Regions from separate parts of the Homo sapiens genome. Here region 1 is linked to region 2. A link is an interaction called in ENCODE POLR2A ChIA-PET data of the cell type or tissue named here. Cell type or tissue: MCF 10A. All regions are shown on one strand. Each heading gives the region's core, and the rest is flanking DNA. Links, peaks and the distances in the headings are about the cores only.

Region 1 (5,388 bases), core at 94-5,093, 69 kb before region 2:
CAAAACTCATGTTGAAATGTAATTGCCATTTTAGCAGTATTAAGAGGGGGACCATTAAAAGGTGATTAGGCATGAGAGCTCTACCCTAATGAATGGATTAATGAGTGTCATATTGCTGGAGTGTGATCATTATAGAATGGTGAGTTCAGGTCTCTCTCTCTCTCTCTCTCTCTCCCTGGGCCTCACTATTGTGAAGACACAGCAAGAAGACCTTCAATCAGATGCAAGCACTTGATCTTGGACTTCCCAGCCTCCAGATATGTAAGAAATAAATTTCTGTTCATTTAAACATTATCCCATCTATGGTATTCTGTTAGAGCAGCACAAAACAAAGGTCCTAAACAATGAGTGGGAATTAAACAGGCCAAAAGTAGCTACAGGGTGAAGATGAGCTTCCCAAGGCAGAGAGAGTAACAAGTGCAGAGGGTAGGAGGGGAGAAAGAGGAAAACATTCTTCAGGTAACTCTTAAGTCAGCATTATGGCCAGGCATAGAATGGGGTGGGAGCTCATGAGATGGGCTGGAGAGACAGGTAGGGGCCAGATCATGCTTCCCTGAGTCTGATGACCCTATTGAAAGATACTAAGCAGATATGATCAGGTTTTCTCTTCAGAAGACGACTTGTCTGCCTTCAGTGTGTGGAAGATGGGAAGGTGAGCAAATCCAGGACCAGGAAGACTAGACAGGAGGCTGATCTGGTAACTGGAGCAAGAGATTACACTGATCTGGACTGAGCTGACCATCCCCTGAGCAGTGAAGCTAGCCAGATGATGCAGATTATTATCTTAAATATATAAGATATAAAGCTGTGATGCACAAAAATAATGATGCACAAATACTATATGTCTGATGAAATATATATTATATGTAAATAATATATATATTTGTATATACAAAAGATATATATGGAAGATATCTTCTTAAATACTTTGGAGAGGTTTTGGAAAAAAGATATACAAGCTGCCGGTAGGTATTTTTCAAAATATATACAAAACACTCAAGAGAGAAGCAGCCAAAAACAAAAGGCATTTAAGAATGAAAAATAAAAAAGAGGATACATCAAGAAGAAATCCTCAAGAATTCACTAAATTGTAGTTTACTGTAAATAATCATGTCCCAGAGGAAATTTCAAGGGATAATATTTTCCTGCTAGAGATAAAGGGAAGGAAATCCTAACAAAAACAAACCAGAAAGGATTGCACAATTTTCTATAATAAAACAAAGAGAGCTGACTGATGCGAGGTATGCAACAGGCAAAAGGCACGTAGGCACAGCCTCCAGAAATTGGAAGAACAGGATGAGCACGTGCCAGGAGGCTGCACCCAAATTCCAATCTCCTGTTCCATGAATTTTCTTCCCCTTCCCTTGGCTCATTCCAACAGAAAGAAATCACAATTCCTGCAATCGATAACAAGTCCTAGGTTTCTCCCATTCTCTATCATCTATGTATCTTCTTGCCCCTTCTCTCCTAAACTTTTGGAATTGTATTTTAAATATTCACTAAACATATTGATTTGGGGTGTCCCATGTTTGTGAGTACCATTGCACAGCATCACTTTATGTATAACTGATCAAATTACCTCAAAACAGGACTAGCTCTTAGCATTTTTCCTGTGTGATTCATACTCAGCCTCACTTGAATGTCTCAGGGTTAGTAAAATAATTGTGGCTGCAATAGGCAAAGAAGGACTAACATTTAATGGATTTCTCTTGTGAACTAGGCTCCAAGACAGACGCTTATCATGTTTGATCATATTGTATTAAGTCTCATATCCTATAAAGGAGGTGGTATTATTTTCATTTTACAGGTAAAGGCACTATTTTGTTGGCGGGGGGAGGTGGAGTCTCACTCTGTTGCCCAGGCTGGAGTGCAATGGCACACTCTCAGCTCACTGCAACCTTCGCCCCCGAGTTCAAGAGAATCTCCTGCCTCAGCCTCCCAGGTAACTGGGACTACAGGCGCATGCCACCATGCCCGGCCAATTTTTGTATTTTTAGTAGAGAAGGGGTTTCACCATGTTGGCCAGGCTGATCTTGAACTCCTGACCTCAAGTGATCTGCCTGCCTTGGCCTCCCAAAGTGTTGGGATTACAGGCGTAAGACACCGCACCTGGCCAAAGAGCACTATTTAGAAAGTTTCCTGAAAGTACTTAGATTTTTAGCATCTGTCAGGATTAGAGCTTCTGTCTGACTCCAAAGTCTATACTTTTTCTACTATGCCACATTCTAAAGTTCTTTAGTCTAATGTCCTTGGAAAAAAGAATGATATTTTCCTCCTTCATACTTCATAAGGACGTTGTGAGGATTAAAGAGGAGTTTAAAATAAATTTACCCCAAGAAAAGTGGCAAAATAGGAAACATGAAGGTCACTTCCTTGGAAAATTCCAGCAACTCTGACTTTTGTCCACTTTACAATTTAAGTAACAAGGTATTTTTAAAAACTTGATTTGAGAATTACATGTTAACATTCTTGAACAAAGAGGCAGGTGGTATAGAGAAATGACAATGGGTTCCGAGGTCAGACAGAAATCCTGCAGTCCTGACTTCACCACTCAGGCAAGTTACGCAACCTCCCAGACTATCAGTGTCCTGCTCTGAAAGAGACAGGTAATAGAAGTTGCTTTATATAAATGTTATGAAGATTAAATAATAAAGGTAAAAGGCCTACCATAGCACCCAGGACATTATAGGTATTCATTAATTATGCACATAAGTTAAATCACTGGGTTTTTAAAAACCACAGATGATTTTCGTGGTAGCTGTATTAGTCAGGGTTCTCTAGAGGGACAGAACTAATAGGAGATATATATATATATGTATATATATATATGGAAGTTTATATATATATTATATAATATATAACAAATGTCACCAAGTATATTGTGATCTAACCTTAGAAGTCACACAGTATCACTTCTGTGGTTCTCTGATGATTAAAGCAGCCCCAAATTCACCCAGACTCAAGGAGAGAAAACCTAAACTACCTATCAATGGTAAAAGAGTCTCAGATAATTTGCAAGTACCTAAGTAGGTCCAAGCTAATACCTAGAGCGAAAAGTTAGAAAATCTGACCAAGATGTTGGTAAGAGTGAATATACCCAGCAAGAAAGGAGATGGTAATTATAGTGCAGTTGGGGAGAAAGAAGTCATTGAAACAGAAGTTTTCTGTTTATGCCATATCATGTTGAGAATTCTCAATAAACCATTTACAACAATTTACCATATGCAAGAAGAAGCCAGAGTCTGTGCACTTATGTGAAAGCCAAAACCAAAAATTTTATCATTCAAAAGTGACCTGTTGGTCACATCCTTGCCTCTTTGCTTAAGATTCTAATTTCTTTTGTACATGTAATAAGTAAAAATATTTTGAACTTGGTATCTTTTCTAAATAGAAGGCATATATATATGGTAAGGATTTTTATTGGCTAATCTCTTTACAAATCTTGTCAGTACCTAATCCTACAAACATGCCATGATGTGTTAGCATAATTAGCCCCATTTCACAGATTTTTAACAAGGAGATTTAGGAAAGTATCTAACTCACCGAAGATCACAAAATGAACTTATGCAACACTCATATGTTAGCATATGGCTCAAGGCTGCTAAGGCAAATGCTGCTTAGAGAGCAATAGTTACTTCCTGAAATAATATATCTTGTTAAATATAATTTCAAAGCGTCCTTTGTCACTAGAATGGATAGGGAAGCTAAGTGATTGGATGCCCTCCCCTACAGCTGGTAGCTCCAATGTGCTGAACTTTTTATTTTCCTAGAGCGATGATGACTGTGAATCATATGAGCTCTTGCTTTGAAAATAGTCCACAGACAATGGGAGCAGATGGGCTTTTTGGCAGCAGTACCCCTCTTTTCCATCTGCCACAGGTGAGTAGTAGGCCACTTTCTTACATAAGCCCCAATGGCTACTTCAAGTACTAGCAGATTACAAACATCATAGCCAACTTAGGACAGCATAAGATATACATTTAAAGGAGGACAACAGTTCTTGGAGTTAGAGGAATTGACACATAGTAGAAAACGGTAGCCAGTTCCAGTGTCATAAATTGTGCCAAGTTTTTATCATTGCATATTATCTAGGAAGTGAGTGGCGAACCTTTCCTTCAGAAAAGTAAACATTACAGATGACATAGTCAGATTTTGAAGTATTGTGGTAGCAGAAAACGGTGTAGTACAAAAAAAGGAGGAACCTGAAAAAAACACTGAATCAAAGAGCTAATAGGCCAAACCAATTTCAGCCAAGTGTGTGGGAAAATCTACAACCCGTAGGCAAGTGAATGTGAACTCCCCCTAAACACCAAGCCCCAGTGCAGGATAAAGTAGGCAATTTTAACTACATGCCATGCAGTATATGCAAACAGTAGGTTGAGGACAAGAGTTGGGGAGAGGAGAAGGAGGAGGAATCATTGCTCATTGGATACAGCACACTTAGCTTAAACGACCTCTGGAGAATGTAAGGAAAATGGAAATTCACACTTGCCAGTCAGAATGTAAAATGGTTCAGTCACTTTGGAAAACAATTTTGCAGTTTTTTAAAAAGTTAAACATATACTTACAGTAGGACCAACAATTTCACTCTAAGTATTTACTCAAGAGAAATGAATATGAATGTTCATAGCAGAATTACTCAGAATAGTCCGAAATTGGAAACAACCTAAATCTCCTCCAAATGGTAAATAAGTAAACAATTTGGTACATTCATACAATGGAATACTACTCAGCAATAAAAAGGATGGACTACTAATTCATGAAAAATCATGGCTGACCCTCAATATTACGCTAAGTAAAAGAAGCTAGACACAAATGACTATATATTTTTTTTGTGTTGTTGTTTTTGAGACACAGTCTTGCTCTGTCGCCTAGGCTGGAGTGCAGTGGCATGATCTCGGCTCACTGCAACTTCTGCCTCCCAGGTTCAAGCGATTCTCCTGCCTCAGCCTCCCGAATAGCTGAGATTACACACGTGTGCCACTACGCACAGTTAATTTTTGTATTTTTAGTAGAGATGGGGTTTCACCATGTTGGCCAGGCTGAACTCCTGACCTCGTGATCCACCCGCCTCAGCCTCCCAAAGTGCTGGGATTACAGACGTGAGCCACTGCGCCCAGTCACAAATGACTGTATATTATATGATTTCATTTTATATGAAATCTCTAGAACAGGCAAAGTTATAGAAACAGAAAGCAGACCAGTGGTTGCCTGGGGCTAGGTGCAGAAGTGGGAAATGACTATAAATAGGCAGCAGTGAAATTTTTGTTTTTTGATGAAAGTGTTCTGAGTATCCAGGTTTTAATCAAAAAGTACTAGTCACACAAAAAACCAGGAAAGCCGTGAGCTGAATGAAAAATGCAAGCAATAGATGACAACACTGAGATG
Region 2 (5,388 bases), core at 114-5,113:
AGTTGGGTTTCTCACCACCCTTTCACACTCTGGCCAAACCAGATGTCAGCCAGTCTCTGATCCTGCCACAGTATCACCTTTTCATCTGAGGTTTCTTCTACCAGAACTGCACCCCCTCACATTTTGTCTTGTGATCTTTGCAACTCAACTCTGTTCCTATCTTTTCCGGAAAACATTTCCCAAATCATTTACCTTTCTCCAAGACCTCCATTCCATCCCTGAAAAAATGAAAAAACAAAAACAAAAGCAATCTCTTACAGCTCCAGTTCTTCTCACTGAGGGTTGCTAAAATATAGGCTATCCAATCAAATTTGAATTTTAATAAGCAATGAATAATTTTTAGTATTAGTATCTCCCAAATAGTCCATGAGATATATACATACTATTTGTTGCTTACCTGAAATTCAAATTTAACTGGGCATCCTGTATTTTTATTTGCTAAATATGGCAATCCTATTCTCTTGTCTTGTGTTGTAGTACTGTATTATGTCATGTGTCTTGTATTACACCATTATTCACAATTGTTAATAGACTACATGTTCTCTGAAGCCAGGAACAGTGTTCAATTTTTTGGTTTCACTACCACCTCTACCTCACCCTTCCTGATGCCTCCTTACTGAATACTCAGCACAGTGTCTTAAATGTTGTTGGGAGTACAGGAATCAAGTCCTCATTCATTCTTTCATTCCTTCTTTCACATAGCAAATATCTACTAAGCTTATAGTTTCTGGGGATACGACTTTAAACAAGAAATAGCTATTGTCATTGAGGAGCTCCCAGCTCATTCAGGAAAATAGACATGTCAGAAAGCGATTTCTTTTTTATTTTATTATTTATTTATTTATTTTGAGATGGAGCCTCGTTCTGTTGCCCAGGCTGGAGTGCAGTGGCGCGATCTCGGCTGGATGCAACCTCCGCCTCCTGAGTTCAAGTGATTCTCCTGACTCAGCCTCCCAAGTAGCTGGAACTACAGGCCCCCACCACCATGCCCAGCTAATTTTTGTATTTTTAGTAGAGACGAGGTTTCACCCTGTTGGTCAGGCCGGTCTCGAAATCCTGACCTCGTGATCTGCCTGCCTCGGCCTCCCAAAGTGCTGGGAATACAGGTGTGAGCCACCGCGCCCTACCAGAAAGCAATTTAAATCAGTGACATAGTTCTAGAGTAGGGTGACTTGAGAACACAGGAGAAAAGCACCAAGCCCAGTCTTTAGGGGTTAAAGGAGACTTCTGGGGAGGAAGTAACAGCAAGGCTGAGACCTAAGAGTTAATAGGAGTTATTAATAATAAGGTGATGGCAGAGAGCGAAGACATTCTACACAGAGATAATAGTTGGAAAAAAAAACACTTGAAATAAGAGAAAATGTGGCATTAATATTTGATTCATTAATCAAATCTTCCTTGTAGTTCAAGCTTGTTCTGACTCATGCATGCAATGTCTTTGAGGCCTCAAGCCTCTTCTTCACATTTTTTTCTCAAGGAATTCAACAATGACAATTCTTATTTCCCGTGCCACATCCACCTTCTCTGAGCTCTAGGCTGGGTTTTATCCCCCATCCTTGGTGTAGTCTAAACTACTTCTTCAAGAATTTAGAGCTGAATGTGACCAGCTGTCTCAGCCCACCTCACCCTTCTCCCATTCAGTCTCACTCTGTCTGCTCCATCCAGTATTCTACTGATTTTTTCCCTCAGTTTACTCCTTCCAACTCCTGTTGCCCCACTGAGGCTGATGTCTATGACCATAACTGCTTTCTGATCCACTTTTGAGTAATTCCACTCACTCAGTCTTCTGCATTTCCTACATAACCAAACCATATTCCACATAGTAGTGCTGACGGCATTCATAGGATTCCAACTTTAAAAGTGCAGTCACAAGAGAAAATACATCACATCTCTGACAAGGACTAAAAGTATAGGAAGAAACTCTCAGGTAAAATCCACTTAATAAAGCTGTTTCTAAATCAATGTCCTGCCAGGTGCGGTGGCTCACGCCTGTAATCCCAACACTTTGGTGGGCCAAGGTGGGTGGATCGCCTGAGGTCAGGAGTTCAAGACCAGCCTGACCAATATGGTGAAACCCTGTCTCTACTAAAAATACAAAATAATAGCTGGGCATGGTGGCGAGTGCCTGTAATCCCAGCTACTAGGGAAGCTGAGGCAGGAGACTCACTTGAACCGGGAGGCGGAGGTTGCAGTGAGCCAAGATAACGCCATTGCACTCCGGCCGGGGCAACAAGAGCAAAACTCCATTTCAAAAAAAATAATAAAAATAAAAATAAAATTACTACAATGTCCTTTGTAGTAATCAGCCATTTGTAGTCATCTTTGCAGTCCTAACCTGTGCCTAGCACAAAGCAACCACTTGATGCAAGAATTTACATCTAATTACATCTTTCGTTCTAATTAAACTTTGTTATAATTAATCTTAAGTTATGGCCACGTGTAGAATTAAACAAATGATGAACAGTAGCTAACTTTCTGTACCAAGCATGAAACCAGGAATTTTAAGTGCTATACAGAGTTTGTGACAATAGGATATCTGTGGTACCTTAATTTCATGTGTCAACTTGACTGGGCCATGGGGTCTCCAGGTATTCGGTCAAACATTATTGTGGGTGTTTCTTGGGAGTGTTGTTGAGTGAGACTGGCATTTAAACAGGCAGACCAAATAAAACAGATTGGCCTTTCCAGTGTGCGCAGGCCTCATCCAATCATTTGAAGGCCTGAATAAAACAAAAAGACTACTGTCCCCTAAGTAAGAGAGAATTCTTGCTGCCTGGCTACCTTCAAACTGGGACATCAGCTCCTCCTCAGTCTTGAGCCTGCCAACTGGGTCTCTAGCCAAGCTTGCTGACTCACCTCCAGATCTTTGAACTTGCCCACTTTCATAATCATGGGAGCCAATTCCTCACATGTAATTCCACTCACTCATCCTTCTGCACTTCCTACATAACCAAACCATATTCCATACAGGAAATTTATATACATCCTATTGATTTTGTTTCTCTGGAGAACCCTGACACCGATAATAGAGTATTCCAGGAAATAAAGCAATCAGAGGTTACTTTGATGAGAATACATGCCTTTAATTTGCCTTATAAGTCTTTTGTGATCCAGATATATGCCATCTCCCTTGGTAATTCGTCCATCTGTGCTACATGTGGATGACTTAATTCTTACAGGTCATTTTTTCATATTCAATCTCAGGACCTTTGAAGAATCCTCTCAACTTATGGATACTAATCCATCAGCTGCAAATAGCCACACAAATGTTCACCACATGCATATACAGGACTATGAAGCTTTGTACGATATGGAGTTGTATTAGGGTAAGTCAGAAAATAGGGAAAAGGGCTATGAGTGCTGATATTCAGAAATAAAAATGAAAAAAAACTAGGTTAAAGCCAATTAATACTTTCTCATCAGACCCTGTCATGTTTCATAGTGTTGTACACAAGTAAAGTTTTGGAAAAAAACAGAAGAGCTGGGGACTTGGGTGGGGAGGGGAGGAAGTAAGAGTTTTGTAAGGAATTCAGGGACATCAAAGTACTAAATGTATAACATTGAGCAGCGTCTGCATCCTAGCTGTGCTACCTGTGTAGTTACACAGAGTCCTGCACGCAGGAGGAGCCTGAATTGGCCTTAAAGCTCTGTCACTATCTTGAGATTCTTAATATTTTTTGCAAAAATGGACCCCAAATTTTCACACTGCACTGGGCCCCGCAAATTATGTAGTTGGTCTTGCCGCTAAGTAAAACTTTCTGAAGTAACCATTTAAAAGTCAAAAGTAAATGTTTATTCAACTTTCTACCTAATGATTAGTTTGATGTCCTGACAATAGCAAACCAAACTGAGGCTCCATACTCCCATGCTCTCCCTGCACATGGAAAGAACAGCTGGCAAGAAATGGCTGAGCAGTAACCATCAAGAGCTATGGATAAGTGGTTGTTGTACAGAACTTGAGAAGAGAGACAAGTTCCTATCATCAGTTCTTATAAGAGCTTGGATAGCTGCTTCTGAAATCAAGGACTAGACCTCTTATATTATAGTGACATCTGCCCCTAGATTGAAAATCCCCAATCTAGGAACTGAGGAAGGTAATTTGGCACTATTGTCAAAACTTTTCTTTATCATCCTTCACCTTTGACTCTGTCTAGTATAAGAAAAAGGAAATGCCAACCATTTGGGAGTTTATTACTTGCTATACAAAAGTAATCACCATTACTTCCATTCCAGGGATTAAGGTAGACCAAATATCCTATTTCCATGTTTTGCACGTGCACACACACACACACACACACACAATCATGTAAACACAAACATATATCAATGGACAAAGTGCTATTTATAGAGATACTGTATTTAAAATAATCTGGATAGATAGTAAAAATGAAGGAATTTGGAAATGATTAGTATCTTTCATAAACTTTCATCTGGTAGGACAGAGGAAGGCACTATACTCAATTTGATAAATGGAAGACATAAACTGCTAAAATGACAATACTTTTAATTGACTCCTGAAATAAAATACTGCACCAACATTATTGCTGACTCATAACTGCCCTCAATGACTTGAACTCCTCTCCTGCAGCAAAGTCTTTTAGCTCCACTCCTATACATTTCACCCCATATACTCACTCTCTTTCTTGCATACTAAGTTCCAGACAATAGGATTGTATTAGTCAGCATTGTCCAGAGAAACAGAACCAATAGATAGAGAGGTTATCAATGATAGATAGATAGATAGATAGATAGATAGATAGATAGATAGATATCAATATACAATAAGGAATTGACTCATGAGATTATGAAGGCTGACAGGTACCAAAATCTGCAGCCAGCAAGCAGGAGGCCCAGAAGAGCCATGGTGTAGTTCCAATCCAAAGGCTGGCAGGCTCAAGATCCAGGAAGAGACCAATATTTTAGTTTGAGACTGAAGGCAAAAAAGAGCCCATGTCTCAGGGTCAAGGCAGTCAGGCAGGAGGAGTTCTCTCTTACTTGTAGGAGGGTCAACCTTTTGTTCTCTTCAGGTCTTTAGTAGATTGGATGAGGCCCACCCACATTAGGATGGAAAATATGCTTTTTTCAGTCTGCCGATTCAATCGTTATCCGCATCCAAAAATACTCTCACAGACATATGCAGAATACTGGTTGACCAAATATCTGGGCATCCTGTGGCCCAGTCAACTTGATACATAAAATTAACCATTTCAAGCATGTAACTGAAAGCATCTTGTGCCAGCTTCCAGGACAGCCAGCCACCCCACTGCCTCAGCCACTTCTTTGTTCCTTCCTTCTCTGGTTGCCTGGAATATATATACCGCCATCTTGGACCATGAGATTGAGAAACATTGCTCAATAATGGCAAAGAAGTTTGAAGCCTTGGAGATT

The links. Peaks named below come from ENCODE experiments on the same cell type or tissue, not always from the same donor. Only the 100,000 strongest peaks of a DNase experiment are listed, where the experiment ranks them.
Region 1: POLR2A ChIA-PET joins it to region 2 with 11 read pairs; 4 of 35 experiments call an interaction of 5 or more read pairs at or near these places.

What each region holds. Positions count from the first base shown.
Region 1 is chr21:29,255,063-29,260,450 of GRCh38, reverse strand. The region is part of intron 1 of LINC00189 (long intergenic non-protein coding RNA 189); the gene reads right to left. Among named protein-coding and RNA genes, the nearest start is that of BACH1, 41 kb to the left of the region's middle. In MCF 10A, for the core only: no CTCF peak of the experiment used is centred there; DNase peaks (open chromatin) are centred at 1,280 and 2,560.
Region 2 is chr21:29,185,611-29,190,998 of GRCh38, reverse strand. No RefSeq gene overlaps it. Among named protein-coding and RNA genes, the nearest start is that of LINC00189, 5.2 kb to the left of the region's middle. In MCF 10A, for the core only: no CTCF peak of the experiment used is centred there; a DNase peak (open chromatin) is centred at 2,848.